5 separate regions of the Homo sapiens genome follow, and all the other regions are linked to region 1. The links are chromatin contacts, found by Hi-C or POLR2A ChIA-PET in ENCODE. All regions are on one chromosome and are shown on one strand. Each heading gives the region's core, a stretch centred on a gene start or an enhancer-like site at or near the end of the contact. The rest is flanking DNA. Distances are from core to core; before and after follow the strand shown.

Region 1 (5,975 bases), core at 1,356-3,855:
TGACCTCAGGTGATCCGCCTGCCTCGGCCTCCCAAAGTGCTGGGATTATAGGCGTGAGCCACCACGCCCGGCTGAACTAAATATTTATGGAACCCTCCTTAATGCAGATGAAAAGGATTAAAGAAACCCACCAAGGTCTTTGTCTTATTTATGGTGAGGGCAGTGGATAAACCGGAAACTCGGAAACCAGCCTAATAATCAAATCTGGTCTCTATCACTTCCCAGTAGTTTAGCCTTGGGCAGAGTTCTTTCACCTGTTTCCTCATGTAAAATGGGGCTAACAGCACCTACTTTTGAGGGCAGATGAGATATTAAATGAGTGCCTAGAGCGAGGACAAGTGCAAAGTGCTCAGTGTCATGGCAACATTGCCAGCGGGCATCCCTGGCCTTGCTTCACGCTGTAGTGCAACACTGACATCTAGTGGCCAGATTATAGGGCTACTTCTTCATCAAGTAAGTTTCAACCAAATATTAATATATCCTTTTTTCATTATTTTTTTTAGAGACAGTGTCTCCCTCTGTCACCCTGGCTGGAAAACAGTGGGGCAATCACGGCTCACCATAGCCTTGAACTGGGCTCAAGTGATCCTCCTGCCTTGGTCTCCCTAAGTGTTGGGATTACAGGCTTGAACCACCACACCCAGTTCCATTTTCTGTAATGAATACCTCAACCCTCGACCTATTTCTCAGACCTTTTTTTTTGAGACAGAGTCTCGCTCTGTTGCCCAGGCTGGAGTGCTATGGTGCGATCTCAGCTCACTGCAACCTTCACCTCCCGGGTTCAAGCAATCCTCCTGCCTTAGCCTCCCAAGTGCTAGGATTACAAGCATGTGCCACCATGTCTGGCTAATTTTTGTATTTTTTGGTAGAGACAGGGTTTCATCATGTTGGCCAGGCTGGTCTTGAACTCCTCACCTCAAGTGATCTACCTGCCTCGGCCTCCCAAAGTGCAGGAATTACAGGTATGAGCCACTGCTCCTAGCCTCTGAGGCTCTTAAGTGCCTCTGTATTGCACACATGTCACTGGAATACTGTTCTTTAATCCTGGGAAGCAACTGCTTTAAAATGAGGGAACACACAGGTACAAAGCACAGGAACTTCCTGGGACGAATTGTTACAATTTCTTTAGCTCTTATGTGAGGCAATTGTTTAAAACCTGACACCTGCCCTGTGAAGTTGGAACTACTGTCCCCAGTTGATAAATAAGGGACATGAAGCTTGGCCACGTCCTGTGACTTGCTTGGGGTCACCAGGCTCAAGGGAGGGAGCTGGGCTTTGCAGCCACAGTGTGCTCTAAATGGGGCTGCTCACCAACCAGCGACCGGCCTTCTCTCCTGCTGCAGGCTTGGTCTCACTCTGGATGGCCTGCCCTGCCCAGCCCCATGCTGCCCATTAGGGGAATCCGTCAGAGGCTTGCCCTGCTTGGGCAGGAGGACTGTCCAGGTAGACTGGGATGCCCACAGAGAGCAGTGGACAGAGGCGAGAAGTGCCTGTCATTTCCAGATGCCACCCACTGAGCAGATGCAGAGGAAAGTCCTCAGAAGGCTGATTCCTCCAAAAAGCTTTGATCTGGGTTTCAGCCCCTGGCAAGCTTAGGGAACTTGAGGGACGTCCCTGGGAAAGGAAGACAAGGAGTGGCTTTATGTGCTTTCCTTCGTTCTGAAAGTAGCACCTGCTTGTGACAAATGCAGAATACAGAAATATAGGCAATAAAAAATAATAAAACAAAAACCTAGAAATACAGGCAGGGCATGGTGGCTCACACCTGTAATTCCAGCACTTTGGGAGGCTGAGGTGGGATGATTGTTTGAAGCCAGGAGTTTGATACCAGCCTGGGCAACATAGTGAGACCTGGTCTCTACAAAAAATAAAAATTAGCCAGGTGCGCTGATGCAGGCTTGTGGTCCCAGCTACTTGGGAGGCTGAAGTGGGAGGATCACCTGAGCCCAGGAGGTGGAGGTTACAGTGAGTCTTGGTGGTGCCACTGCACTCCAGCCTGGGCGGCAGAGTGAGACCCTGCCTCTCAAAAAACTACAATAAAAACAAACCAAAATTGGGTTTGATGGTCTCACTTCATCGTTAACATAAAGGAAAAACAGTAACACTTGTGTCAGAACTATACTCCTGCCAATGGCAACAACGCAGTTCCTGTTCCACTCGCTGAATGAGGTCACGGGTCGTTCACTCATTGTAGTCTTTGTGACGCTATTGTTGGTGATAGAATGATAAAGTTGATGGTCGATTTTGCAAGATACACCTGAGGTACAGGTGCATGGAGCTCCTGATAATGTGTACTGCGTTACATGATCTGTAAATCGTGGGCTACGCATCCTCTACACCCGACTGGAACACGCTTTGCACCTATGCGCACACGTGTTTCGCGGAGAGTGGTGCTCAGCGTTGTGCCAGGCGCTGAATCAGGCTCTGGGGTGCAGCAGTGACCTCGGTGGTCATGTCCCCGCGTCGCCCGGCCACCTCCGCAGAGCAAGCTGAGCAGGGGGCTGGCTGGAGGCCGACGGCGGAATCCCCTCAACGGAGCGCCGCCAGGGGGCGCGCGAGGCAGGGCGGAGCTGCGTACTTTGTCCGCCCGCGCGGCCCGTCGCTCGCGCCGCGGCGGGAAAATCCGACCTGGCCGCGCACCACCGCCCCTTCTCGGCCCTCCTGCGTTTGCCCAGGGTCGGCCCGCAGTGATGGAGGAGGAGGCGGAGACCGAGGAGCAGCAGCGATTCTCTTACCAACAGGTACAGGAAAACGGGGGTCGGGCTGGGCTGGGGCAGGACGGCGTCGAGTTTCTGGACAGAAAAGTACCCGGCAGCCCCCGGCGGCTTCTCATCGGCACCCCGCCCCCGGGCGCCCCCCGCGGCTGCGCATGCGTTGGCTTAACTGCCGCGGGTGGTGCTGGGAGGCGGTTTCCGCGGCAACGCGGCTGGACCCTGGCCTGCGCTGGCTGGGGAGGAAGCGGTTCTAGGGGAGCGTGCGGGCGCCGGGGTCCGGCGGCGAGAGGCCACCTTCTGGCCTTGCGATGAATCCTCGGTTTCCCCTTCTCAGATGGGGTTTTCGTGAGGGTACAACGTCGGCATTAGACATTCCAGGTGACGCCCGTACGCGGTGGGCGGTTCGGGCCGGAGCTCTGGAACGCTGGCCCTGGAGGCGTCGACCCCTCGTTACTGATGCAGGGACGCGGTGCGGACCAGTCAGGCCCAGAGCTCGTCCTTAGATGTGGGTTCGAATCTCTGCCCCGCCAACTTGTGATCGTATCGACTCGGCCCAGACGCAATTTTCTTCTCTGCAAAATCGTCATAAGAATAATCACTTGTCAGGGTAGCTGCGGGCATCCCATTCGTTCCTTTCATCAGCGCCGGGCATATGGGGCGTCAGAGGCTGAGAACGTTGCCGTGAAGAGGCTTAAAAGCAAGACCCGGAGTGGCGACCTTAAAGAGGACGGACTGAAGAAACGCGGGAATGAGCTCCAGACGCGGGAGTTTCCTCTCTACAAAGTTACACTGCAGCAGCTGTCTACCCTGCCCCTTGTCTTTTGAGAAGTTCAAACCTTCAGAAAAGTTGCAAGAACACGGTACAGAATGCCCAGATGCCCGTCACCTTGATTCACCACTAGTTAGCATTTTGCTCTGTTTGCTCCCATGCTTCCCTCCCAGCCCCGCGATTGGAGAATTAATTGCAGATATTTTGACACTTCGCCTTTACATTTTAATTCTTTAGTACACATCTCCCAAAAACAAGGCATTGGCTGGGCGCGGTGGCTCACGCCTGTAATTCCAGCACTTTGGGAGGCCGAGGTGGGCAGATCACTTGAGGTCAGGAGTTCGAGACCAGACTGGCCAACATGGAAACCCCCTCTCAACTAAAAGTACAAAAATTAGCCGAGTGTGGTGGCAGGTGCCTGTAATCCCAGCTACTCGGGACGTTGAGGCAGGGGAATCGCTTGAACCCGGGAGGCGGAGGTTGCAGTGAGCCGAGATCGCACCATTGCACTCCAGCCTGGGTGACAGAGCGAGACTCCATCTCAGAAAAAAAAAAAAAAAAGGCATTCTCCTACTACATCATTTCAATAAATTGTCCCACTCAGGAAGTGGGACAATTAATTTTGATAAAACTCTATTGAATGTGCATTGTCAAGTGCCCCCACTTGTCCTAAAGATGTTTCTTTTAACTGTCTTTTTTCCTTCATCCAGGATTCAGTTAAGGATGGTGCATTGCATTTAGTCATCTTTGGTCCTGCCTACCCTGTTTTTTTTTGGTTGGTTTTTGTTTTTTTTGAAACGTAGTTTCACTCTTGTTGTCCAGGCTGGAGTGCAGTGGCTCCATCTCGCCTCACTGCAACCTCCACCTCCCAGGTTCAGGAGATTCTCCTGCCTCAGCCTCCTGAGCAGCTGGGATTACAGGCCCCTGCCACCACGCCCAGCTAATTTTGTATGTTTAGTAGAGACAGTTTCACCATGTTGGCCAGGCTGGTTTTGAACTCCTGACCTCAAGTGATCTGCCCGCCTTGGCCTCCTAAAATGCTGAGATTACAGGTGTGAACCACTGTGCCCGGCCTGTTCTTAGTCCCTAGAACAGAGCCTGGCTCTCAATAGACCAACAAATGCTTACTGATGAAGCTGCAAAGATGGGCTGAGAAATTTGCCCCTCAGCTGTGATTAGCTTGTAGACGATTTCCCCCCATTCATGTAACCAACTGTTCTAGGCACTTGGTAGGCAGCAGTGAACAAAATTGACAGGGTCCTGCCCTTGAGGAGTTTAGTGATTTAGCCTCTAAGTGCAGTGATACCCCAGCCCAGCCAGGGGGAGGGGAGGAGGAGGAGGAGGAAGATCTGAGAAAAATTCCTGGAGCCAAGAGCATTCAGAAGAATTCATGTCCTGTACCCTGACCCCCACCCATACCTAAAAAAGATGACCTTGAGCCGGGCAGGGTGTTGTGGGCCTGTAGTCCCAGCTACTCAAGAGGCTGAGGCAGGAGGTTCACTTGAGCCCAGGAGTTCGAGGCTGTAGTGTGCAGTGATCACACCTGTGATCTTCGTGCCTCCCAGGTTGATGCCTCTTTGGCTTCTCCTACCAGAGGCCTCAGCTTACCTAGTCTTGTGAGGTCTGAAATTCAGGAAAGTAGATGCCCTCCTCATCTGTCTGGCCTCTATCCTGAGTTCCTGGACTTGGGTTTTGGCAGTTCCTCCTCCTCTTGCCTATGCGTTGAACACTTGCTGGTAGATTTTATGCCCTTGTGGGTTCAGCTGTCATCACGTGCAGCTCAGCTGTGTCTTCGGCCCCGAGGCGGAGTACCCACAGGTGGGCTCAACAGAACTCTGTCGACACGTGGCTGAGACCATTGCTTAGCTTGTCTTGCAATTGAGGCTCATCCTCCCCTCTCGGTAATTTTCTGCAAGGGGTGGAGAGATCTTTTTCAGTATTGAAAAGGTTTGCCAAGGAGCAGTGAGGGCCCCGTGGAGGTGGCCTCCCAACCCTCCAAATCGAGAGGGGTGGGTGTGCCCTCTTGAGCCTTTCCCGTGTTGTACTTCTGTCCTCTGTGACGTGCAGGCCTGGGGCTGCCAGGGGCTTGCAGCAGAGGGATGGGATCCTTCTGTATTGTTGATTAACTGCCTTAAGGGCAAAGTTCCCTGCCCGGTTTTTCATTGTTTCCCAAACACCTAGCATATGCCCTTACTGAGTTGGAGCTCTGCAGATAGTTTGGAATAAGTGAGTGAAACCACTCAGGGCCTTGGCAGGCATCAGTCTGACCTGTCTCCCCACTGACTTGCCATCTAATTTCTTATCTTTACCTGACATAAATCATAACCATTAACAAGGAAGTAATGTTTCCACAAGTCGCACTCCAGTGGGTCTCATTAACTTATTAGTACACTTGAAAAGCCACTCAGCCATTATGGAAAGCGCCAGAGGGATTGGGCTGAGCAGACCCTCTCCTTGGTCTTCATTTTTTAAGGCGTGAAAAGCTCTTATTT
Region 2 (5,975 bases), core at 968-3,467, 370 kb before region 1:
TATTTTTCTTAATGCTCTCCCTACCCGCTGCATGGCTGATTTTGAAAACTTTTTTTTTTTGAGACAAGGTCTTGCTATGTCACCCAGGCTAGAGTGCAGGAGTGCAGTGGCGTGATCACGGCTCACTTGCAGCCTCGACCTTTCGGGCTCAAGTGATCCTCCCACCTCAGCCTTCTAAGTATCTGTGACCACAGGTGTTGCCACCATGCCTGGCTAATTCTTTTATTATTTGTAGACAAGGCCTCGCTATGTTGCCCAGGCTGGTCTTGAATTCCTGGGTTCAAGTGATCCTCCTGCCTTGGCCTCCCAAAGTGCTGGGATTACAGGTGTGAACCACCATGTCCATCTGATATTGAATCTTTAGATAACTCATTTTCCTTCATCAAATCTTTTTTTGTTGTTGGGGTAGTAATTAGAAATATTAGATTTTTTTTAAAAAAAAAGACAGGATTTTTGACACATAAACATTTATTTCCATATTCTTTTTTTAATTTTTATTTTTGTAAGCTATTTTATTTCTTCCATGATGATTTAGAGGGACTATCTTCAAACCAATACAAATATTTTGTAAGTAATATCTGGCTGTTTTCTAACCAATTGAGTAATTTGTTGCACAGTAAGCCACCTCACATCTTTCAGCAAGAAATACATTAAATTTGAATAGTAAAGACATGGCATAATGAATTAGGACACAATTAAAATTTGCTTTAAATAGTTCTTTGGGCGAGGGGACACCACACTTCTACTCAATGAAGAGAAACATTTTGACAGTTCAGAGGTCTTTTATTTTTTTCACACCTCTTATGCCATGAATTCATAGGTAATAGGTTCCAGCAGCTCAGGCTTCTTCCCATTGGTTCTCACACAGTGTGCTTCTCTGGTACCTTTCTCTTTGGCTTTCTTCTTTTTCTGATCATTTTCCTTCATGAGTTTTAGGAAATGATGCTGGCCTTTAGAGCGCTTAATGTGCTCAATATGCATATTAATTCTCTTGGCAAGACTGTTGCCATTGTTCATTTACTACAATGCCAGCAGCATGCTGGGTAACATTGTAGACTCTTCCAGTCTAGCCATGGTAACACTTGCGGGGCATTTTTTTTGGAACAGTACCCATTCCCTTGGTGTCTGTAATATTATCTTTCTCCTTTTTTTTTTTTTTTTTTTGAGATGGAGTTTTGCTCTTGTTGCCCAGGCTGGAGTGCAGTGGTGTAATCTTGGCTCACTGCAAGCTCCACCTCCCGGGTTCAAGCGATTCTCCTGCCTCAGCCTCCCGAGTAGCTGGGATTACAGGCATGCACCACCATGCCCAGCTAATTTTTGTATTTTTAATAGAGATGGGGTTTCTCCATGTTGGTCAGGCTGGGCTTGAACTCCGGACCTCAGGGGATCCACCTGCCTCGGCCTCCCAAAGTGCTGAGATTACAGGTGTGAGCCACCGCACCCGGCGTGTTTTTACTTTGAACAGATGTCCTTGTGCCAAAAGGTTTGGTGATTTCTAGTTTAGGGAAACATGAATAAAGCATCTTTTGGCTTGAAATGTTATGATTAGAATGGGTTGTGAGTGGGAGAATTTTAATGAATGCCAATTGGAACAAATGCTTGTGAAAATGTCTCGTAGGCCACCTTTTCATCATTTTTTCTTTTCTTTTCTTTTCTTTTCTTTCCTTCTTTTTCTTTTCTTTCCTTTCTTTATTCTGAGACAAGATCTCACTGTTTCCCAGGCTGGAGTGCACTGGCAGCATCATAGCTCACTGTAGCCTTGAACTCCTGGGCTCCGGTGATCCTCCTGTCTTAGCCTCCTGAGTAGCTAGGACTACAGGCGTGTGCTGCCACACCCAGCTAATTTAAAAAATTTTTTTTGTAGCGATGGGGTCTCGTTATGTTGCCCAAGCTGGTTTCCAACTCCTGGCTTCAAGCCTTCCTCCACCACACCCAGCCAACATGGGGCAAAAGTTACCAGAATCAGTTTTATGGAATAGTGTTAGAAGTAGTGAATGCTGGCCAGGCGCAGTGGCTCATGCCTGTAATCCCAGCACTTTGGGAGGCCAAGGTGGGCAGATCACTTGAGATGAGGAGTTTGAGACCAGCCTGGTCAACATGGTGAAACCCTGTCTTTACTAAAAATACAAAAATTAGCTGGGTGTGGTAGCACGTGCCCGTAGTCCCAGCTACTTGGGAGGCTGAGGCAGGAGAATCACTTGAAGCTGGGGATGGAGGTTGCAGTGAGCTGAGATTGCATCACTGCATTCCAGCCTGGATGACAGAGTAAGACTCTGTCTCAAAAAAACAAAACAAAACAAAACAAAACCAGAAGTAGAAGTAGTAGATGCTTAGTCATCTACGTTAATCTTGTCTGTTGAACCAAGTAGGATCAAAGATGAGAATGGAGACCATACCATCCACTTCTATCCCCTGGGATGTTTTTGGTTATAAAGGGCATAAAGTTTCTGCAGCAGGAAACCTTCTTTAAATAACAGAATGCAGTTAAAATTATTCTACACTCAGCATGTTTCTCTGCCATGTAATGTTTGGCAGTTTTAGGCTCTTGATCTTTTTGGTTTCTCTTGCTCCTAATTTCACAATTAGATGACACGTGAGATGCTTTTTAGTGCTTTTGTACACACTCGTATTATTTAGATAAAGCAGAACCCTACACAAAGGGGAAACTGAGCCTAAGAGGAAGATTAAAAGAGCAAAGGGATGGAGAAAACTGCTAGGCTGAAATTATTTTTTTAAAAAAGACTATTTACTGTGTGTCAAGTAAACACTTTTCATTTGTTCAGCAAATATTTACCGAGTGCTCTCTGGGAGTTAGGTACTGTCATAGTTGCTGGGAATACAGCGGTGAATAAACTAGACCAAATCCCTGCTCTCTTGGAGCTTGTATTGTACTGGGTGGGGATAAACTATAAGCTGATAAATACATACTAATTCTAGTTGTTTGTTATATTACCTTTATTTCTGATGACTATTTTATAAGATAAGAAATATTTTGTCACTTTCTTATAAATGGGGAAATCGAGGCTCAGAGAGATAACCCAGCTGGAAACAGGTGCAGCTGGGATCCTGGCCAGCGCTAGCTACGCGATTGCTCATTGTGTAGAGGGCTTGAGAAGATGGGGCCTGGGGTAGCACTTCACTCACCCATTGCACATGGTCTGGTCTCTGTTTCACTTTCAGGTGGACTGCTTCATTCATTTATTCATGAGACAAGGCCTCACTCTGCCACCCAGGCTGGAGTGCAGTGGCACATTCATGGCTCACTGCAGCCTCAGCCTCCCCAGCCCACCTCAGCCTCCTGAGTAGCTGGGACTACAGGCATGTGCCACCACACCTGGCTCATTTTTGTATTTTTTTTTTTCTGTAGAGATGGGGTTTTGCCACACTGATCTTGAATTCCTGGGCTCTGGTGATTGGCCCGCCTCAGCCTTCCAAAATGCTGGGATTACAGGTGTGAGCCACCACACCTGGCCCCTTATTATTCTAATTTGAAGTAATAATATTAATATTTTAAGTATTATGGGTGACTTAAGAAAACACTTTAATTAGGCAGTTTTATGCCTTTGGTCCTTAGTTCTCACCAGCTGGCAGAATGGGGTTAGGCGTGTTTAACGTTCTTCATGTTATCAATTAGATGCAAAAAACACAATTAACAATTTTTGTTACAGTTTATAAAATTCCTTGTATTTTAAAAAAGATATAATTACTGCCTGGCTTTGGAGAATTAAAGGGTCGCAACCTTTTTTTTCTCCCTGAGAAAATACCATTTACAGTCTTTTCTCTTTTTTTTTTTTTTTTTTGAGACAGAGTGTCTGTTGCCCAGGCTGGAGTGCAGTGGCGTGATCATGACTCACTGCAGCCCCAAACTACTGCACTCAAGCGCTTCTCCTGCCTGAGCCTCCTGAGTAGGCACACACCACCATGCCAGGCTAATTTTTTGATTTTTTTTTAGAGATGGAGTCTTGCTGTGTTCCCCAGGCTGGTTTCTAACTGCTGAGCTCAAGCAGTCCTCCCCAGGGAGGTTGAGGCTGCAGTGAGTTGAAATCGTGTTACTGTACTCCAACCTGGCTGACAGAACAAGACCCTGTCTCACAGAAAAAAAAAAAAAAGAAAGAAAAAAGAAAAATGTATTTTGCTAGTAATTGCTAGAAGTTGGCCTTTGTAAGTATTTTGTGCTTTATTTTTGAGATATTTACTCACCTGGGAAAGTTCTCAAGGAGGAGGAAGGTGACTTGCCTTGCCTGCATTCCGGTGGCAGGGAAGCAAGCATGGGAGGCAGTGGAGGGTATGTAGGTAAAGAGAGGAGAAGGAACAGCTGGACTGTCGGATGTGGGGTGACCTTCTCAGGTCATGTCCACACAAGGACTCTTGTGAGAGTAAAAGGGTCTCTGTTACAATTAAAGTGGGAGTGCCAGGAGTACCCTGGGCTGAGGCCAGGAGCCGACATGGATGATCCCCTTCTAGAGGTGACGTGTTTGAGCTGTAGCGGAGTGCTTGGGTAAAAGCACTAGATACTTTAGGGTTTTGATTTGGGAGTAAGTCCTGGACATAGTCATGATATTCTTTGGAGAAGAAATGTGGTTAATCAATCAAGCTTTTTGTAACTGTTGAGTAAACATTTTTTGAGTTGGATAAGTAACCTGGAAAGTGAAGCAGAAAATGATTGGAAAAATGAGATTGCAGGGTGACCGTGCCATTCTACCCCCGTCTGTTTCCACTCTGTCATATTCATCCTGTAACATTTCTCTATTGCTTGGAAGCCTTGGTACTTTACTTGTTAGTGCAGACTTAGGGAAGCTGGCCTCACTGAGCTGTTAGGTTTATATGTGTTAAAACTTGTGCTGGAGAAAGTGCACAGGAGCCAGGCAGTGAGGCATGGGGTGCTGGGTGGTGGGCCAGGGGCACTAGAAGCTGGGCATGGGGTACAGAGCTGGGGGAGTGGTGTGCACTGGGAGCCAGGCAGTGGGGACTCTGGAATCACAGTGACCACAGTCAGTGCTGCATCCTGAGCCCACCAGCTGCCGCCTGCAGGTGGGCAAGGGTGCCTGGCACCTGGAGAAGCACTTCAGCGGCTGGTGTGACACTGACCTGAGCCTTCTGGGAGGCACTGAGAAATGCTGGCTGTGATTTTGACATCTGTGTCACCTCAGGGCGGAAGACAGCAATGCCGACCCCCTGGACAGTATTGGATGCCACTGACCAGATGTGGCTCCCAGTAGTGATGACTTGGTGCACCTCCTGGAGTGGCACTATAAGGGTCTGACTGGCCTCAACAAAGCAGAAGCTGTTGTCAAGAACCATGAGGGCCAGATAAAGATCTGCATGCCGGCTGGGCGCGGTAGCTTGTGCCTGTAATCCCAGCACTTTGGGAGGCCGGGGCGGGCGGATCACGGATCACCTGGCCAACATGGTGAAACCCCCTCTCTACTAAAATGCAAAAAGTTAGCCAGGTGTGGCGGTGGGCGCCTGTAGTCCCAGCTACTTGGGAGGCTGAGGCAGGAGAATGGCGTGAACATGGGAGGTGGAGCTTGTGGTGAGCCAAGATTGCGCCATTGCATTCCAGCCCTGGGGGACAGAGCGAGACTCCGTCTTAAAAACAACAGCAACAACAAAAAGATCTTGATGCCTCTGATGGAGCTGAACATTTATTATACAGCAACAGCAGCAAGGATTGCTGGTGGGCAGACTACACTGTAGGGCACCTGCTCTTCTGTAAGAGTCTGAAGGACACTATTGTCAGAGCTCTGCCCTTTTGGAATGAAGAAATAATTCCCCAGATCCAGGAGGGGAAACAGGTGTTGGTTGAGGCTCCTGGCAGCAGCTTTTCTGGCACAGTCGAGCCTTGGGAGGCTCTCCCGGAAGGGGCCATCATGGAGCTGAGCCTGCCCACTGGTATTCCCATTGTCTATGAATTGAACAGGAGGAGCTTGAAGCCCATTGAGCTCATGCAGTTCCCAGGAGACGAAGAGGCTGTG
Region 3 (5,975 bases), core at 2,581-5,080, 360 kb before region 1:
ATTTTGAATGAATGGATTAATTTTTCTCTTTCAATAAGATGTTGCTCTTTAATTATATGTTAAAAGGAAGAAGTGGCAGATTGTATTTTTATTGAATCAAGTAAAAAAAGAAAATCTGATCATTTTGCTCCTACAAGTGATGGTTAAATTTGTGTCTTAGTGTAACTTTTGTTTCTCATTGTTTTAGTGAATTAAATTGGCTATTTATTCATTAATTTATTTTGGAGGTGGAGTCTCCCTCTGTTGCCCAGGCTAGAGTGCAGTGGTGCCATCTCAGCTCACTGCAATTGCCCTCCACCTCCCGAGTTCAAGTGATTCTCCTGCCTCAGTAGCTGGGATTACAGGCACGCATCACCACACCTGGCTAATTTTTGTATTTTTAGTAGAGACAGGATTTCACCATGTTGGTCAGGCTGTTCTCGAACTCCTGACCTCGTGATCCTCCTGCCTCAGCCTCCCAGAGTGCTGGGATTACAGGCGTGAGCCACCACACCTGGCCAATTGGCTATTTATTTTTAAATCTTACCTATTTGAAATGACCAAGTTAGGTCATTTTATTAAAATAACAACAAGCTTTAGTGTGTTACAAGCATAGGCTGGGCATGGTGCTTCATGCCCATAATCCTAGTACTCTGGGAGGCCAAGGTGGGAGGATCACTTGGGGCCAGGAGGTTGAGACCAGCCTGGGCAACATAGTGAGACCTCGTCTCTGTCAAAAATTAAAAAAAATTAATTAGCTGGACATGGTGGTTTGCACCTGTAGTGTTAGATACTTAGGAGGCCGAGGTGGGAAGATTACTTGAGCCCAGGAGTTCAAGGCTGCAGTGAGCTATGATTGAAATACTGCACTCCAGCTTGGGTGACAGAGAGACTCTCTCTAAAATGAAGTGTAATATGCTTACCGTAAATTCGCCATGTCAGCCAAGGAGGTGTGATAAACAGAGATGGTAAGGGAACTAACATACAGTATATACGTATTTATGTATGTATTTATGTATGTATGAATTAGAGGTGGGTTGTCACTGCTTTGCTCAGGCTGGTCTTGAACTCCTAGGCTCAAGCGATTACCCCCACCTCACCCTCCCAAGTAGCTGAGACTATAGGCAGGCACCGCTGAACCTGGCCAAAATACAGTTGTTAAAAACTCAAGTGATAGAGCTTGTAGGAATACTGGTAGAGCGAGTTATTCTCTCAGAAGAGTACTTTTGCTGAAGGCATATTGAGTTGTTAAACTCTGGTTTGGTTATGAATAATGTCATTCTCTGGCAGAATTGTGTTTCTGCTGATTAGTTATAGAATGCCCTTTTCCCCTCATGTTGTAGATTCGACGGAGGCGCCTTGCACGACTTGCTGGTGGACAGACCTCTCAGCCAACCACCCCACTCACCTCTCCCCAGAGGGAGAACCCTCCGGGGCCTCCCATAGCGGCATCAGCCCCAGGACCCTCTCAGAGTCTTGGTCTCAATGTCCACAACATGACCCCAGCTACCTCCCCAATAGGTGCATCAGGTAAGCCCAAGCTTCATACCTGGGACTCTTTTGTAATTCTTCTTAGCTTTTTGTTAAGCTGATGGTTGTGATGTTTCCAGAACAGATTAAAATGAAGCAGACATCAGCTCTTTAAAATCCTCCAAGCAGTAGTTTAAATATCATTGCAATGTGTTGTGTTATCGCTTTTTTTTTTATTGCAATCTGTTAAACCAATTGCTTTTCTTTCCATAACTTCCATCTTTTTTTTTTTCAAACAGGTTTAGGTATTATCTCTGATGACAAGATGATTAAGACTGAATTTGGTTCTGCTGATTTTATGAATTTGGTTGATGGTTTTAAGATAAAATAATCTGAAAATGCAAGATTAAAATAATGGTCAAAATGAACACCTCTAATTGCAGATTTCCTCGTCTTCATTCTGCATTGGCACAGAACTTTTTCTTTAACTTTTCAGAGGATAAAACTACCTGATAGGATGTTTAGAACTATCTCATTAAAAAGTAAAAGTTTATTTCTTTATAATAAATGAGCTGATGCTTGATATCCAGGACTGTCTTTGTTGGGAAATGATATTTCTCATACTGTGTATTTGAAAATATCTCTCTTTTGTCTGTGAACTTTTCTATCAAATATAGTATTATTGTCATATAATAATAATTACTATTTTATAATTAGGATTCTAGTTGCGTAAAGGGGGTGCTAAGAGAACTGCATTGATCATAATATCATCTAATAATTTGATAGCCTTCTGAATCATCTGTCTTCTTGATCTAGAATCGTGTCAATTAAAAGTATTTGCAGAGTTTTTGTTGCTGTACTTCTCGTTAGGTATCAGTGTAGACTATAGATATATATAAATGTTTATACCTAATGTGGTTCAACCAAAACATCTGTTAGTAATAAAGAAGATCCTTGCCTATAATGTTTCCTCTGTATGTCTCTGAGAAGCTCTGATGGTCTTCTGGTAGGATTGATGGGTTCAGGATTCCAAATGTGATTTTCCTTGGACACAGTACTGACAACAGTGCTCTTTGCCTCACCCTGGTCAGGCCATACCTGGAATGCTGGAATCTGTCCTGGAGAGAACCTCTCTCACTTTGTCTTACTTGCTTATTTAAACCAGGATCTTGGTTAAATCCCATTCCCCACCTACACTGGAATAAGGCTATAGAAAAACTCAGAACCATTTGAACTAATTGAAAACTTTTGAAATGTCTGTCTCATTTCGAATTCATGATTACATGGCTGGGTGTGGTTGCTCATGCCTGTAATCCCAGCACTTTGGGAAGCCAAGGTGGGTGGATCAGTTGAGGTCAGGAGTTTGAGATCAGCCTAGCCAACATGGTGAAAGCCCGTCTCACAAAAAAAATACAAAAAGCCGGGTGTGGTGCTACCTGCCTGTAATTCCAACTACAAGAGAGGCTGAGGCATGAGAATTGCTTAAACCCGGGAGGTGGAGGTTGCAATGAGCCAAGATTGCGCTACTGCACTCCAACCTGGTGATGGCGTGAGATTCTGTCTCAAAAACAACAACAACAACAACAACAACATCAAATTCATGATCACAAACTCGGGTAGACCCTTGATACTGGCAGGCTGTTGCACCATGCTTCCCAGTTCACTCACTCTGCTGATCTGTTTCATACCTTCTCGAGTGTGCAGTACCTCATTCTCCATGCTCACTCTCTCAGCTAGTGGCCTGGCTTCCCATTTCTTTCTTTCTATTTTTTTTTTTTTTTTTTTTTTTTGGAGATGAGGTCTCACTGGGTTGCCCAGGCTGGAGCATGGTGGCTGTTCATAGGCGTGATCCTAGTGCACTACAGCTTAAAACTCCCAGGCTCAGATGATCCGTCTGCTTCAGTCTCTCATGTAGCTGGGACTATAGGCATGTGCCACCACACCTAACTCTGGCCTCATATTTCATTGAGAAAACAGATGCAGGCAGAACCTAGGCAGGGAACCTCCATCAGCCTCAGTCATCACATCCATCTGCCTACCTGTATGTGCGCCTGGTTCTTGTTATGCACAAATTGTCCCTGCTGCTGTTGAAGCTTGGACCCTAGATCCCATCTCCCTTCAGTTACTCAGCCTTCACTCCAGCAGTTCCTTTCTCTCTCTTGCTTCATCAGATTTTCCATCTCATATGGCCTTTTTTTTTTTAACAGCCTATATAATGCCATTACTTTTCCCATCATGGGAATGAACAAAAGGAACTCTCTTGATCTAATTCCCCCTGCCAGCTTCTCCCCCACATCTCTGCACCAAAACCTTTGCAGCAGAACTTCCGGAATGAGTTGCCTGTCCTCTCCATCCCCTTCTGCCCTTGCACTCTTTGCTGAATCAACTGCAGTCAGGCGAGGGTTCCCGTGGTTGCTCTGTGGTTGCTCTGAGTCACTGTCTGGTCTGACCCATCAGCCTCATTAGACATGGCTTTCACCCACTTCTCCTGGAAACACGTTTTTCTTTTGGCTTCCAGAACAGCACATTCTCCTGGTTTTCATGCATTCTCTGTATCTGTTCCTTCTTCACTCTTTGCCTGGTTCCTTTTCATTTCCCTGACTTCTAAATGTTAGGATTCAAGGGCTCAATATTTAACCTCTTGTCCTTTCCATCCAGCTTTATTCTCTTACTGTTGTCATCCAGTGTCCTGGCTTTAATTACCCTCATTTGATGATTCCTAAGCTTTTATCTCCAACGTGGACCTGCTCCTTGAACCTCAGATTGACACATCCAGCGCTTTACCTGACATCTCTGCTTGGATGTCTAACAGGCATGTCACAGCTAGCATGCCCCAAATCAAGCTTTGCTGTTGCCTCACATTTTATCTTCTCCCAGGTTTCCATCTCAATAAATGACAATTCATGTTTTCTAGACCTGGATTGGCAAACTCTTTCTGTTAAGGGCCAGATAGTAAATATTTTTGGCTTTGGAGGCTGTGAGGTTAGAACTGTTTATCTCTGCTTCTGTAGCACAAAAGCAGCCATAGAACATATGTAAATGAGCAAGTGTAACTGTGTTCCAGTAAAACTTCACTTACAAAAACAGGCAGTAGCCCAGATTTGGCCTGTGGACTAGAGCTTGCTTGGCCCTGCTCTAGACCTGTCAGAAAACTAGAAGCAGACCAGATTCTCACCACCTGTTTCTTCTCATCACCTCCACCGCTATTACCCAGGTCCAAGGCACCAGCATCTCTTGCCTGGATTTCTGGAACAGCCTCCTAACTGGTCATCTCATGCCCACCCTTGCTTCACTTGAGTCTGTTCTCAGTGTAGAGCCAGAGGGGCCCCACTAAAGCATAAGTGCAACACTGTGTAACAGCCCATATGCTGTTATCACAAACTAACAGAAAGGCTTGGGCATTCCCTAAACGGTTAGTTCTTGCCCGGGTACCTCTATGCTAAGTAGTCCTGATTATGTTTCTCACATAGTCATCATTATTCATAATCACAAACAGTTGGATATTATTAGCCATACTTTGGTGGGTTGAATAAACAGATTTTCATGATTTCCTAAATAAGTGAAAAAACAAACAGAAAATCTCTCTTAAGACAGGTTACATCTATTCTCTGTTCAGGCCAGGTGCAGTGGCTCATGCCTGTAATCATAATACTTTGGGAAGCCAAGGTGGGAGGATCCCTTGAGCCTAGGAGTTCGAGACCAGCCTGGGCGACATAGCAAAACCCCGTCTCTACAAAAAATTAGCGGGGCGTGATGGTGCACACATGTAGTCCCAGTTACTCGGGAGGCTGAGGTGGGACGATTGCTTGAGCCCAGGAGGTGGAGGTTGCCGTGAGCTGTGATCACACCACTGCATTCCAGCCTGGGCAACAGAGCAAGACCCTGTCTCAAAAAAGAGAAAAAGAAATTTCAAGAAAATATGATAGCTGTCCGTTAAAGAGTTTAAAAAGCTGGCATGAGGAAGGTGATGGCTTGTGTTTATTTTCTGTGGTCCTGGAAGTTAGACATAGGTCTAATGGGTAGATTTATTATCCACCGAATGTGATTGAGAGATTTTTGTTCCAGACTCAAAAAGTGCTTCTTTCTTTCTTTCTTTTTTTTTTTTTTTTTGAGACAGTCTCACTCTGTTGCCTAGGCTGGAGTGCAATGACGTGATCTTGGCTCACTGTAACCTTTGTCTCCTGGTTTTAAGCAACTCTCCTGCCTCAGCCTCCTAAGTAGCTGGATTACAGGTGCCCACCACCATGCCTAGCTAATTTTTGTATTTTTAGTAGAGATGGGGTTTCGCCATGTTGGCCAGGCTGGTCTCGAACTCCTGACCTCAGGTGATCCACCTGCCTCGGCCTCCCAAAATGCTGAGATTACACACGTGAGCTACCACGCCTGGCCAAGAAGTGCTAACAGAGACAAACACTGGGTGGGGTGCCACCCATGGTAAAAAGTCCTTCATCCAGGAGTGCTTGGCAGCAGTCATTTGGTGGCCCTCTTAGTTGGGCTGTTTTCAGTTGCAAGTAACTAAAGCAAGG
Region 4 (5,975 bases), core at 1,575-4,074, 280 kb before region 1:
TTGGAATTTAAGCAACTCAAGTCACATTTTAAAATTTGTTCTATGCACAGTGATACAAAAGACACCTATTTGAAAAATTTCATTTATTCTCATTTTCAGCAGAGATTAAAAAAAAACTATCAAAATTTTTATGTTTTGGTAGTGATGATCTTTTGTGAAGTTTATCTGATTTGATCATAGGTTTTGTTTATAGTTAATATAACATGCTACAGCCAGTAACCATGTTTGGTTTTAAATCTGTCTTGTTACAGTGTGAATAGTCACTGTAGGCTGGGTGCAATGGCTCATGCCTGTAATCCCAGCACTTTGGGAGGCCAAGGTGGGCAAATCACGAGGTCAAAAGATCAAGACCATCCTGGCCAACATGGTGAAACCCCATCTCTACTAAAAATACAAAAGTTAGCTGGGCATGGTGGCAGGCACCTGTAGTCCCAGCTACTCAGGAGGCTGAGGCAGGAGAATCGCTTGAACTTTGGAGGCGGAGGTTTCAGTGAGCCGAGATTGTGCCACTGCACTCCAGCCTGGGCAACACAGCGAGGCTCCATCTCAAGAAAAAAAAAAAAAAATAGGCTGGGCGCAGTGGCTCATGCCTGTAATCCCACCATTTTGGGAGGTCGAGGCGGGCGGATCACGAGGTCAGGAGATCGAGACCATCCTGGCTAACATGGTGAAACCCCATCTCTACTAAAAATACAAAAAAAATTAGCCGGGCATGGTGGCAGGTGCCTGTAGTCCCAGCTACTCGGGAGGCTGAGGCAGGAGAATGGCGTGAACCTGGGAGGCGGAGCTTGCAGTGAGCCGAGATCGCGCCACTGCACTCCAGCCTGGGCGACAGAGCGAGACTCTGTCTCAAAAAAAAAAAAAAGTCACTGTAAACTGAATGAGTTCAAGGGCACTCCCAAACCTACTTATCCTGCCTTCCCCTCCTCACTTACTGACACCAGCCTTCACCCAAGATGAGTTTCTCAGCAGTTTCTCAGCGGTCTCTTTCTTGCTCTTCTTGCCTCTGTTCAGATACTCTCCCCAGGCGCTTTATGAGCCCTGTACTCAGGATATTGTGATGTTCCTTGTTGTGATGTTGTGCAACCAGAACTACATCCGAAACCCATATTTGGTGGCCAAACTGGTAGAAGTCATGTTTATGACCAACCCTGCTGTTCAGCCACGAACCCAGAAGTTTTTTGAAATGATTGAGAACCATCCTCTCTCCACCAAGTTGTTGGTACCTTCCCTGATGAAGTTTTATACAGGTAGGTTGCTGGAACACAGTGTAGCACATGGCAGGCCAACTTAGGTAAGGTCATCTAAAGCTAGTGGACGACGTTGCTCTAAGCCTGTTACCTAATATCCTGCTACCTGTGTGTATAGCCTACTAACCTGTGGCCTGCAGAGGATGTACTTTTGGTTCTTCTTGCCCTGAGTAGTTAGGAATAGGACAACCATTCCACCTACTGGTCTCTGATGATTCAGCAGGAACTACTGAAAGTCAGATGATTGGCACCGAGACCCAGGGTATCAAGAGCACAAGTTGGTAGTGTTATCTGAATGGAATTATCTGGTTCATTTTACCTTTGAACTTACAGCATTTGTTTTTTAACACTATCCTATAACCCACTTTCCAAAGTGTGGGTGAAACAGGGAGCTTGTTAAAAATGCATATTCTTGGTCCGGGTGCGGTGGCTCATGCCTGTAATCCCAGCACTTTGGGAGGCCGAGGCGGGCGGATCACAAGGTCAGGAGTTCAAGACCAGCCTGGCCAGTATGGTGAAACCCCATCTCTACTAAAAATAGAAAAAAAAATTAAATTAGCCGGGCATGGTTGCAGGTGCCTGTAGTCCCAGGGCGGTTGAGGGAGGAGAATTGCTTGAACCCGGGAGGCAGAAGTTGCAGTGAGCCGAGATCCCGCCACTGTATTCCAGCCTGGGCAAGAGAACAAGACTCCGTCTCAAATAATAATAATAATAATAATAATAATAATAATAATACCACTTTTCACCTGTCAAATTTATTTCTTAAGTTGAAAATACCTGGTACAAACATGGTTGTGGAGAAGTAAGCTAACCTGCAAAAAAACCTGCTTAATCTACCCTATAGCCAGTGTGCAGATTTAGTGCTATGAAACTCTCATGAGAATGCAAATTTAAAGCCTTTCTGAAAGGCAGTTTAGCAGCCCACACCAAGAGCCTTAAAAATGCTTTTATCGGGGCCAGGTGCGGTGGCTCATACCTGTAATCCCAGCACTTTGGGAGGCCGAGGCGGGTGGATCACCTGAGATCAGGAATTTGTGACCAGCCTGGCCAACATGGAGAAACCCCGTCTCTACTAAAAATACAAAAATTAGCTGGGTGTGGCGGGCGGCGCCTGTCATCCCAGCTACTCAGGAGGCCGAGGCACGAGAATCGAGTGAACCTAGGAGGCAGAGGTTGCATTGAACTGAGATCACACCAGTGTGCTCCAGCCTAGGAGAAAGGGCAAGACTCCGTCTCAAAAAAGAAAAAAAAAAAGCACTGGGATAACAAATAGTAGGTGCAGGAAGTAGCCATCTTCTATCCCTCAGTCTGGGGACCCAAGGGAAGAGCCTGGGGATCTCAGAACCCAGCTGCCCTGATGAGGGCTTGGACGGAGCTAGGACCCAGTCCTCTGTGGAAGGCCCTTGGCCAGTAGGTGCTGGTGTCTCTCTCGGGGGTTGTGCACGGTTGCTAGCTCTGGGGGTACGAGACAAAGCTGAAAATTGGAACCAACTGCTACTGCTGACAGTAAGTGCAAGGTCCTAAGTCCCTTGTTTCTCCTTCAGTTTTCCAGTTCTCCTGCAGCACCCCCTATTGGCAACCCTAGAGAGGGCGGGCTGCCAAAGGAAAGATTCTGCAGTGCCAGCCCCAGAATCACAAAGCCAACTACAAAGAGTGCATGTGGGCTGGGCACGGTGACTCCAGCTAATAATCCTAGCACTTTAGGAGGCCAAGGTGGGAGGATTGTTTGAGCCTAAGAGTTGGAGACCAGCCTGGGCAACATGGCGAGACCCCATCTCTACGAAAAATTTAAAAATTAGATGCCTGTTGTCCCAGCTACTAAGGAGGCAGAGGTGGGAGGAAGGCTTGAGCCCAGGAGTTCAAGGCTGCAGTGAGCTATGATCTTGCTGCTGCGTTCCAGCCTGTGAAACAAAGCAAGACCCTGTTTCTAAAAAAAAAAAAAAAAAAAAAAAAAAAAGGGTAAAAAGACTGGGTTTCGGCCAGGCACAGTAGCTTACACTTGTAATCCCAGCACTTTGGGAGGCCAAGGCAGTGGATCACCTGAGGTCAGGAGTTCGAGACTAGCCTGACCAAAATGGTGAATCCTAGTCTCTACTAAAAGTAAAAGGCCGGGCGTGGTGGCTCACGCCTGTAATCCCAGCATTTTGGAAGACTGAGGTGGGTGGATCACAAGGTCAAGAGATCGAGATGAGCCTCGCCAACATGGTGAAACCCCGTCTCTACTAAAAATACAAAAATTAGGCCTGGCACAGTGGCTCACGCTGTAATCCCAGCACTTTGGGAGGCTGAGGTGGGCGAATCACCTGAGGTCGGGAGTTCAAAACCAGCCTGACCAACATGGTGAAACCCTGTCTCTACTAAAAATACAAAATTAGCCTGGCATGGTGGCACATGCCTGTAATCCCAGCTACTTGGGAGGCTGAGGCAGGAGAATCACTTGAACCCGCGAGGCAGAGGTTACGGTGAGCCAAGATCGCGCCATTGTAATCCAGCCTGGGCAACAAGAGCAAAACTCCGTCTCAAAAACAAAAATTAGCTGGACATGGTGGCATGTGCCTGTAGTCCCAGCTACTCGGGAGGCTGAGGCAGGAGAATCTCTTGAACCCGGGAGGCAGAGGTTGCAATGAGCCAAGATCGCGCTACTGCACTTCAGCCTGGTGACAGAGCAAGACTTCATCTCAAAAACAAAACAAAAAACAAAACAAAACAAAATTAGCCGGGTGACGCATGCGTGTAATCCCAGCAACTTGAGAAGCTGAGGCAGGAGAATAGCTTGAACCCGGGAGGTGGAGGTTGTAGTTAGCCGAGATCTAAAAAAATTTTAAAAAAAAAGAGTGGATTTGGAGCTACGAGACAACAGCTGAATAGCTATACTCTGACATAAGAATTTAATTTCTTGAAATTTATTCAATGGAAATAATTACGAATGTTTGTAAGTGATGTTCTCCACAGCATTATTTATAAAGCAGTGCAGTGAAAATAATAAAAACAACTGGCCGGGCTCAGTGACTCACGCCTGTAATCCCAGCACTTTGGGAGGCTGAGGCAGGAGGATCACCTGAGGTCAGGAGTTGGAGGCTTAGTCTGGCCAAAATGGTGAAACCCCGTCTCTACTAAAAATACAAAAAAATTTAGCTGGGCGTAGTGGTGCACACCTATAGTCCCAGCTTCTCTGGAGTCTAAGGCAGATGAATCACTTGAATCAGGGAGGCAGAGGTTGCAGTGAGCCAAGATCGTGCCATTGCACTCCAGCCTGGGCTACAAGAGCAAATCTCCATCTCAAAAAAAAAAAAAAGGAATGTAGGGAAGGACATATACCAAAATAGTAACAGCGCATTGGTTATTTTTGAATGGTAGCATTATAAATAGTTTTTATTTTTATTTTATTATCTGAACTTCTTAATTTTTCTACAGTAAACATGTATTGTTAGTAGTAAAGACAAAACAATTTTAGTTAAATTTATTTTGTAGTCAGTGTTCTGGGCCTGTCACTGTGGCTTCAGGAGAGAGAGAGAGAGAGAGAGTGTGTGTGTGTGTGTGTGTGTGTGTTTGTGTATTTGTGTTTACACAACAGAACTGGGCCTGTTGCCTATAAGACGAGTGCTGGGCCTAGTGGAGTCCTGCTGGGAATGTTCCAGAAGGAATTGGGTGGGGGTTGTTCTCTCTTTCCTCTTTGCCATGTGTGCCCTCTGGCCTGGACCACCTCTTCAGTCATAGATGGATGACATCTGTACTAATAATAGCCACCACTTATTGAATGCTTACTAATCCTTTCACTTAATCCCCACGGCAGTCCTAAAGATAGTACTATAAATACATCCACTTTACAAATGAGGAAACTGAAGCTTAAAAGGGTCAAGAAGCTTGCTGAAGGTCAGTGGCTAGCAAGTGGCAGCAACCTCGCAGATGCCCTTTAGCACAGGTCCCCCTGGCTACTGTGCTGGTCTTCCTACAGCTACTAAGGGACCGGTGTGAGGGTACCCCTGAGGGAGGCATCACAGACATAGTCCCCAGTGCTCATCACCTCCATGTGAAGACCTGGCTGATTAGGTCCTGGTCCCTGAGCAGATGGGACCCTCAGATATAAATTAAAAGTTGCCACACACAAGATCAGTATGTGGAACAAGCTCCTCTTAACACCACAGAGATAGTATTCTAGCTTAGAAAATGCTCAAGTTAGGCTGGGCGTGGTGGCTCACGCCTGTAATCCTAGCACTTTGGGAGTCCGAGACAGGTGAATCACTTGAGGCCAGGAGTTTGAGACCAGCCTGGCCAACATGGCGAAACCCTGTCTCTACTAAAAATACAAAAGATTATCCGGGTGTGGTGGTGGGGGCCTGTAATGCCAGCTACTTGGGAGGCTGAGGCTGGGGAATTGCTTGAACCGGGACCTGGGAGGTGGAGGTCGCAGTGAGCCAAGATCTTGCCACTGTACTCCAGCCTGGGCTACAGAGTGAGACTCCATCTCAAAAAAAAAAAAAAAGAAAGAAGGCAGCAAGAATACCTGGGGGGAGGAGGGAGAGGTTCAACACAAGTCTAGTCCACCTACGGCCTTCTAGAACAAGGACCTGGGAATTAGAACTTGGGCTGGTATGACTTTGAGGGAACAGTAGAAGTGAATAAGAAGAAAAAAAAACTGTTGGGAGAAATGTATATTGTTTTGTTTCATTTTCTTTTCTTTTTTTTTTTTTTTTTTGAGCTAGGGTCTTGCTCTGTCACCCACGC
Region 5 (5,975 bases), core at 2,441-4,940, 260 kb before region 1:
GGCCCCCCAGTATCCCTGCAGAATCTCCATCAAGCACAGACTGGAGCACTTTCCCAGAGGGCACTCACCGGCCAGCTTCAGCTCTGCCAGCTGTGTTCCTTTCCCAACAAGAAAAGGCCTCTGAACAGATGTAAGAATTGAGGCTTTTCCTGATGGGTCTGTGTTTGACCCATTTCAGAGCCTGCAGTGCAGTACCTGATTGTATCCATGAGTCAAACAGCTCTTATTATCTCCTCCCCAGCCCATGGCAGAGTTGAAGGAGGAAAGTGCGCCAGAGGTAAGCGTGCTGACAGTTCTGTGGTGTGACAGCCTCACAGTTTGGAAAGACAAAATTTTAAAAGCTTAGTAGTCCACAGGCACTTGTAGAGGCAGAGAGGCAGACCCGATAGGCCTCAATACGGTGGCACACTGCATCTCATAGTTTTAAAATAATGAAGACTGGCTGAGCACGGTGGCTTACACTTGTAATCCCAGCACTTTGGGAGGCCTAGGTGGGCAGATCAGTTGAGGTCAGGAGTTTGAGACCAGCCTGATCAACATAGTGAAACCCCATCTCTACTAAAAATACAAAAATTAGGCCAGGCGCATTGGCTCACGCCTGTAATCCCAGCTCTTTGGGAGGTTGAAGTGGATGGATCACCTGAGGTCAGGAGTTCAAGACCAGCCTGGCCAACATGGCGAAACCCCAATCTTTACCAAAAATACAAAAATTAGTCAAGCATGGTGGCACGCACGTGTAATCCCAGCTACTCAGGAGGCTGAGGCAGGAGAATGGCTCGAACCCGGGAGGCAGAGATTGCAGTGAGCCAAGATCGCGCCACTGCACTCCAGCCTGGGCAACAGAGTGAGACCCTGTCTCAAAAAAAATAAATAAATCACACACACACACACACACACACACACACAAAAAAAAAAAATTAGCTGGGCATGGTGGTCCACTCCTGTAATCCCAGCTACTTGGGAGGCTGAGACATGAGAATCACTTGAACCTGGGAGGCGGAGGTTACAGTGAGCCGAGATTGTGCCACTGCACTCTAGCCTGGGTGACAGAGGAAGACTCCATCTCAAAAAAAAATAACAATAATAATAGAGGGCCGGGCACGGTGGCTTACGCCTGTAATCCCAACACTTCGGGAGGCCAAGGCAGGCTGATCACCTGACGTCAGGAGTTCGAGACCAGCCTGACCAACATGGAGAAACCCCGTCTCTACTAAAAATACAGAATTAGCCGGGCATGGTGACACATGCCTGTAGTCCCAGCTACTCGGGATGCTGAGGCAGAAGAATCACTTGAACCTGGGAGGCGGAGGTTCCGGTGAGCCGAGATCGCGCCATTGCACTCCAGCCTGGGCAACAAGCGAAACTCCGTCTCAAAAAATAATAATAATAATAATAATAATAATAATAATGACTAAGTAAAAGTTATTATTAAGGGAAATAAACTACCCTTTCTTAGTGCCATGATGTGTGTCAGATACTATGTTCCATTATCTTATTTCATCCTGAATAGAAGTTGATGGTGACTTTTTTTTTTTTTTTTTTTTTTGAGACGGAGTCTCACTCTGTCACTAGGCTGGAGTACAGTGGCGCGATCTCAGCTCACTGCAGCCTCAGCCTTCTGGGTTCAAGCAGTTCTCCTGCCTCAGCCTCCCAAGTAGCTGGGACTACAGCCACGCACCACCACCCCCAGCTAATTTTTGTATTTTTAGTAGCGACGGGGTTTCACCATGTTGGCCAGGGTGGTCTCGATCTCGACCTCGTGATTCGCCCACCTTGGCTTCGCAAAGTGCTGGGATTACACGCGTGAGCCACCACGCCCGGCAGATGGTGACTTCTTTTATCATTGAGGAAGCAGAGTTAAATAAGGCACCAACATCACCTGGCTGGAAGTCTCAAAGAGCTCCGATGCTGAAAGGATGAAACTTCAGTTATCTGGGACATGTGGCAGGCGGTTCTGTCATTCCCTAAGCATGTTGGGTTTATCACGCACTTTCCAGTTATGTGCTTGGCGCTTTGCTGAGCTGATGACCAGGACCGAGCCTTACTCAGCGTCTGTTCGATGTGTCCTAGGATCAGCAGCAGGCTCGTCAGTCTCAGCTTGCTCAGGATGAGCGTGTGTCCCGCTCTTACCTCGCCCTGGCCACCGAAACCGTGGACATGTTCCACATCCTCACGAAGCAGGTCCAGAAGCCCTTCCTCAGACCGGTGAGTAGAAACCCGGGGCTCTGTTTGGTGGTTTGGACTCCACATTCAGACTCTCTCACTTATAACTTTAGCAGTTGTTGAAGTTCTGGAAATTTTAGGATCACAGTCATCAATAAGTGAAATTCTGTGACTGATTTTGTTCCCAGTTATGCTAATTGATACCAGACTCTGTTGATGGACTGAAGAGCAGATGTCTGATGTCACCACATAGTCTACAGCCACTTCCAAATGCCTTACTGCACTTTGTGCTTAGACAGTACATTGGATTATTCATGTTGATGTCATGACATATTTTTACCATTATTGATTCCTATATTTTACTTATAGAAAAAGCATAAGGTGCCGGGTGCGGTGGCTCACGCCTGTAATCCCAGCACTTTGGGAGCCCAAGGCGGGCAGATCACGAGGTCAGGAGATGGAGACCATCCTGGCTAACACAGTGAAACCCCATCTCTACTAAAAGTACAAAAAATTAGCTGGGCGTGGTGGTGGGCACCTGTAGTCCCAGCTACTCAGGAGGCTGAGGCAGGAGAATGGCGTGAACCCGGGAGGCAGAGCTGGCAGTGAGCCGAGATGGTGCCACTGCACTCCAGCCTGGGCGACAGAGTGAGACTCCATCTCAAAAAAAAAAAAAAAAGAAGAAGAAAAAGCATAAGGTAACAGCTGTTGACAATGGAAGGATATTAAGTAGAATAATTGAGACCGTGTAAAATCTTTGGCTCTCTTAGCTGTACCTTTGTTACACTCAGGAAGCCAAAGGTTAATGGGAGCCGGCCATCACTAGGGTTTATGGTGGATTGCAAATAGTCAGAATGTTTGTTCTCAACTAGTAAGACCTGGTTCCTATTTCTAAAATTGAAACTGAGCAGCATCACTGAAGATTTCTGCCCTGCTTCAGCCACCCCCACCACAAAGTTGAAAAGTTTTATGGTGTGGCCAGGACAAGGGTAGTGAGGAAGGCAAGACGGGGACCTAAGATTCGGTAGCCATTTGCCTATGTGGAGACATGTTTACTTTACAATGGAATATGACGTTACTGCATATTTCCCCTGATTTTCTGTATTTGCTCTTACCTTCGTTATGTGACTCTCTGTTATGTGACTCCTGTCATCAGCAGAGGCACTATTGCCACTCCCTGGCCTGGGGACAACTCTTTTCCACTCTTTTAACTTTCCACCTCATGTCTCTTCATAAACAGATTTCAGTGCAAGAGCCATGGAACACGAAACAAAACAGCTCAGACACTGGCCTCCCTTAAAAGTTTGCAAAGTGCAAGGCCATGGAGCATGAAACAAAACAGCTCACTGGCCAGACACTGGCCTCCCTTCAAGGTTTGCAGAATTCTGTGAAGGCCAGATAGTAAATAGTTGATTAATTCCTTTGTAACAAGGTCAACACCCACCTATTTTGTACACTTGTTGGGAAGACTAAGCGAAAACACACATAGAAGTACCTGGCATAAGGCCAAGCACGGTGGCTCATGCCTGTAATCCCAGCACTTTGAGAGGCCAAGAAGGGTGGATCACCTGAGGTCAGGAGTTCCAGACCAGCCTGGCCAACATGGCGAAACCCCGTCTCTACTAAAAATACAAAAATTAGCCAGGCGTGGTAGTGCATGCCTGTAATCCCAGCTACTTGGGAAGCTGTGGCAGGAGAATCACTTGAACCCAAAAGGCAGAGGTCGCAGTGAGCCGAGATCACGCCACTCCAACCTGGGTAACAGAGCAAGACTCTTCTCAAAAATAAATAAATAAATTTATTTTAAGGCCTGCTCATAGACCTGAGCCATCTGTACACTGTAGCCCTGTTCTTTTGGCCCCAGCCTGTGCCTGTGCCTGCTGTGATGTTTTCATTTCCTTTGCTACACTATTTACTATCTGGCCTTTGCAGACAAAGTGTAAAGGCATTTCATTTTGCAAACCTTTAAGGTTTGCATTTTCACCTTCTTTACTGACTAGCTCAGATCTCTCCTACTTCAAACAGAATGACCAACTCTGTCCTGTTATGACTCTTTTATTTCACAGCTTCTCAACAGTGAAATACAGGAGTACTCTGTGCAAAAGCAAATTCTTGAAAAGCTAAGTATATGTTGAATTTGTATAAATCCAGTTATTACATTTCATGAAAACCTTGTGACTTAAAGGAATGCTTTCGTGACTCCCTTTTATGGCCAGTGTTTAATGCTCTCTAAGCCACATCTTCCTGTTTCAGGTTTGCTTAAAACCATGTATGCCCAACCGTAGTGGGTACTGAGTCACCTTGTGAGATTACAGCATAGATTATTACTATTTTCCAGGTGTTTCATTTAAGTTTACTCTGTCTCATTGACTAGATTTAAAACTATTCAAGGCATAACTTTTATCTTCTTTCCTTGCATTACTTTGTTATTTGTATCTGATAAGTACATAAGAATGACACAGACTGAACTGCCAGGGGCTTTTAACATTTATGGGGAAAAAAGTTTATGAAATACTGGCTGGAAGAGCTGACTCAAAACTTTTTTTGCTCAGATAATGGTAAGATTTGTATAATTTTCTCTCTTTTACTTGTTTCTCAATGAATTTGGAGTGATACTTTTTTTAATTAAAAGCATAAATGTAAAGAAAAGTTTGGCTTCTTTTGGTATTTATAAATAAATATTTCATCAGCCTGCAACATTCCATTAAGTATTAGAATTATCAGATCAGAAATGGGGAGTAAAGTTGAAATATAATGTTGTCTTTCTTCAGCTTATGATACACAGCACCTGTAAGGATTCTTTGAAGATTAATCCAACCAATTCCTGTTCCTCCACTGAAATGGGAGTTTTTGGTCCTTTTCACTTGTCTCAACAGCATGAATTGTCCTATTATCCTGTGATTTCCTAGGAGCTTGGACCCCGATTGGCTGCAATGCTGAACTTTAATCTTCAGCAACTTTGTGGCCCCAAGTGCCGTGACCTGAAAGTTGAAAACCCTGAGAAATACGGCTTTGAACCAAAGAAGCTGTTGGACCAACTGACGGATATTTACTTACAGCTGGACTGTGCTCGGTTCGCGAAAGCCATTGCTGACGACCAGGTCAGTGAGTTGAGTTGGTCTCTCTGTGAGTTTACTGGCAGATTTGGAGATAATAACCACAGTGGCCAGGGAACTCGTCTGGTGTAAATGAAGATGAGTGGGTTGTTTTCCTTTGAGTGTGAAGAGCAGATTTGGGCTGGGCGCGGTGGCTCAGGCCTGTAATCCCAACATTCTGGGAGGCCAAGGCAGGGGGATTGCTTGAGGCCAGACTGCAGTGAGCCGTGATTGCACCACCACACTCCAGAATGGGTGAGAGAGTGAGATCCTGTCTCAAAAACACGGTGGCTCACGCCTGTAATCCCAACACTTTGGGAGGTCGAGGCGGGCAGATCAAGAGGTCAGGAGTTTGAGACCAGCCTGGCTAACATGGTGAAACCCCATCTCTACTAAAGATACAAAAAATTACCTCAGTGTGGTGGTGCATGCCTGTAATCACAGCTACTCGGGAGGCTGAGGCAGGAGAATCGCTTGAACCCAGGAGGCAGAGGTTTCAGTGAGCTGAGATTGTGCCACTGCACTCCAGCCTGGGCAACAGGGTGAGACTCTGTCTCAAAATAAATAAATAAGTAAGTAAGTAAGTAAAAAACAAAAGTAAAGAGCAGGTTTGGCGCTCTGAGCCCTCTCCAGTTGAGTTCTTACCCCATCTTTTTAAGGGCCTTCTTGACAAATCCATTACATTTCTGAAAAGAGCCCGGTTTCTCAAGGGATCAG

Evidence for each region. A loop is a pair of places that touch in the nucleus more often than their neighbours do. ChIA-PET counts read pairs that join two places held with the same protein, here RNA polymerase II (POLR2A). Pooled maps may share reads with other maps.
Region 2: a pooled map shows a loop between it and region 1 (2.5-fold over the local background). The contact joins the enhancer-like site here to the promoter of CENPS in region 1. A Hi-C loop is called at or near these places in 2 of 50 pooled maps. POLR2A ChIA-PET finds 5 or more read pairs at or near these places in 2 of 52 experiments (Panc1 and RWPE1).
Region 3: a pooled map shows a loop between it and region 1 (4-fold over the local background). The contact joins the enhancer-like site here to the promoter of CENPS in region 1. A Hi-C loop is called at or near these places in 2 of 50 pooled maps. POLR2A ChIA-PET finds 5 or more read pairs at or near these places in 2 of 52 experiments (A673 and RWPE1).
Region 4: a map of mammary epithelial cell shows a loop between it and region 1 (7-fold over the local background). The contact joins the enhancer-like site here to the promoter of CENPS in region 1. A Hi-C loop is called at or near these places in 1 of 168 maps with a recorded cell type or tissue (mammary epithelial cell) and 7 of 50 pooled maps. POLR2A ChIA-PET finds 5 or more read pairs at or near these places in 1 of 52 experiments (H1).
Region 5: a pooled map shows a loop between it and region 1 (11-fold over the local background). The contact joins the enhancer-like site here to the promoter of CENPS in region 1. A Hi-C loop is called at or near these places in 7 of 50 pooled maps. POLR2A ChIA-PET finds 5 or more read pairs at or near these places in 4 of 52 experiments (GM10248, H1, WTC11 and 1 more).

What each region holds. Positions count from the first base shown.
Region 1 is chr1:10,427,828-10,433,802 of GRCh38, forward strand. CENPS (centromere protein S) reads left to right here and starts at 2,606. Exons shown (of 5, transcript NM_199294.3): 1 at 2,606-2,741. The coding sequence starts at 2,691. It overlaps CENPS-CORT (CENPS-CORT readthrough), which reads left to right and starts at 2,606. Exons shown (of 4, transcript NM_199006.3): 1 at 2,606-2,741. The coding sequence starts at 2,691. RefSeq lists silencers at 245-539, 2,704-2,953 and enhancers at 3,204-3,253, 5,329-5,909.
Region 2 is chr1:10,053,639-10,059,613 of GRCh38, forward strand. All of the region lies in intron 1 of UBE4B (ubiquitination factor E4B), which reads left to right. It also overlaps the pseudogene RPL21P21 and the pseudogene PGAM1P11. Among named protein-coding and RNA genes, the nearest start is that of UBE4B, 24 kb to the left of the region's middle. RefSeq lists an enhancer at 5,561-5,975. Within about 2 kb of position 2,218, at least 5 of the 41 ENCODE cell types and tissues checked have a DNase peak (open chromatin) inside an H3K27ac peak, as active enhancers do.
Region 3 is chr1:10,070,706-10,076,680 of GRCh38, forward strand. UBE4B (ubiquitination factor E4B) reads left to right here. Exons shown (of 28, transcript NM_001105562.3): 2 at 1,323-1,509. Among named protein-coding and RNA genes, the nearest start is that of UBE4B, 41 kb to the left of the region's middle. Within about 2 kb of position 3,831, at least 12 of the 41 ENCODE cell types and tissues checked have a DNase peak (open chromatin) inside an H3K27ac peak, as active enhancers do.
Region 4 is chr1:10,150,312-10,156,286 of GRCh38, forward strand. UBE4B (ubiquitination factor E4B) reads left to right here. Exons shown (of 28, transcript NM_001105562.3): 21 at 1,015-1,250. Among named protein-coding and RNA genes, the nearest start is that of KIF1B, 57 kb to the right of the region's middle. RefSeq lists a silencer at 4,842-5,043. Within about 2 kb of position 2,825, at least 6 of the 41 ENCODE cell types and tissues checked have a DNase peak (open chromatin) inside an H3K27ac peak, as active enhancers do.
Region 5 is chr1:10,166,066-10,172,040 of GRCh38, forward strand. UBE4B (ubiquitination factor E4B) reads left to right here. Exons shown (of 28, transcript NM_001105562.3): 24 at 2,071-2,205; 25 at 5,073-5,264. Among named protein-coding and RNA genes, the nearest start is that of KIF1B, 42 kb to the right of the region's middle. RefSeq lists an enhancer at 4,479-4,528. Within about 2 kb of position 3,691, at least 3 of the 41 ENCODE cell types and tissues checked have a DNase peak (open chromatin) inside an H3K27ac peak, as active enhancers do.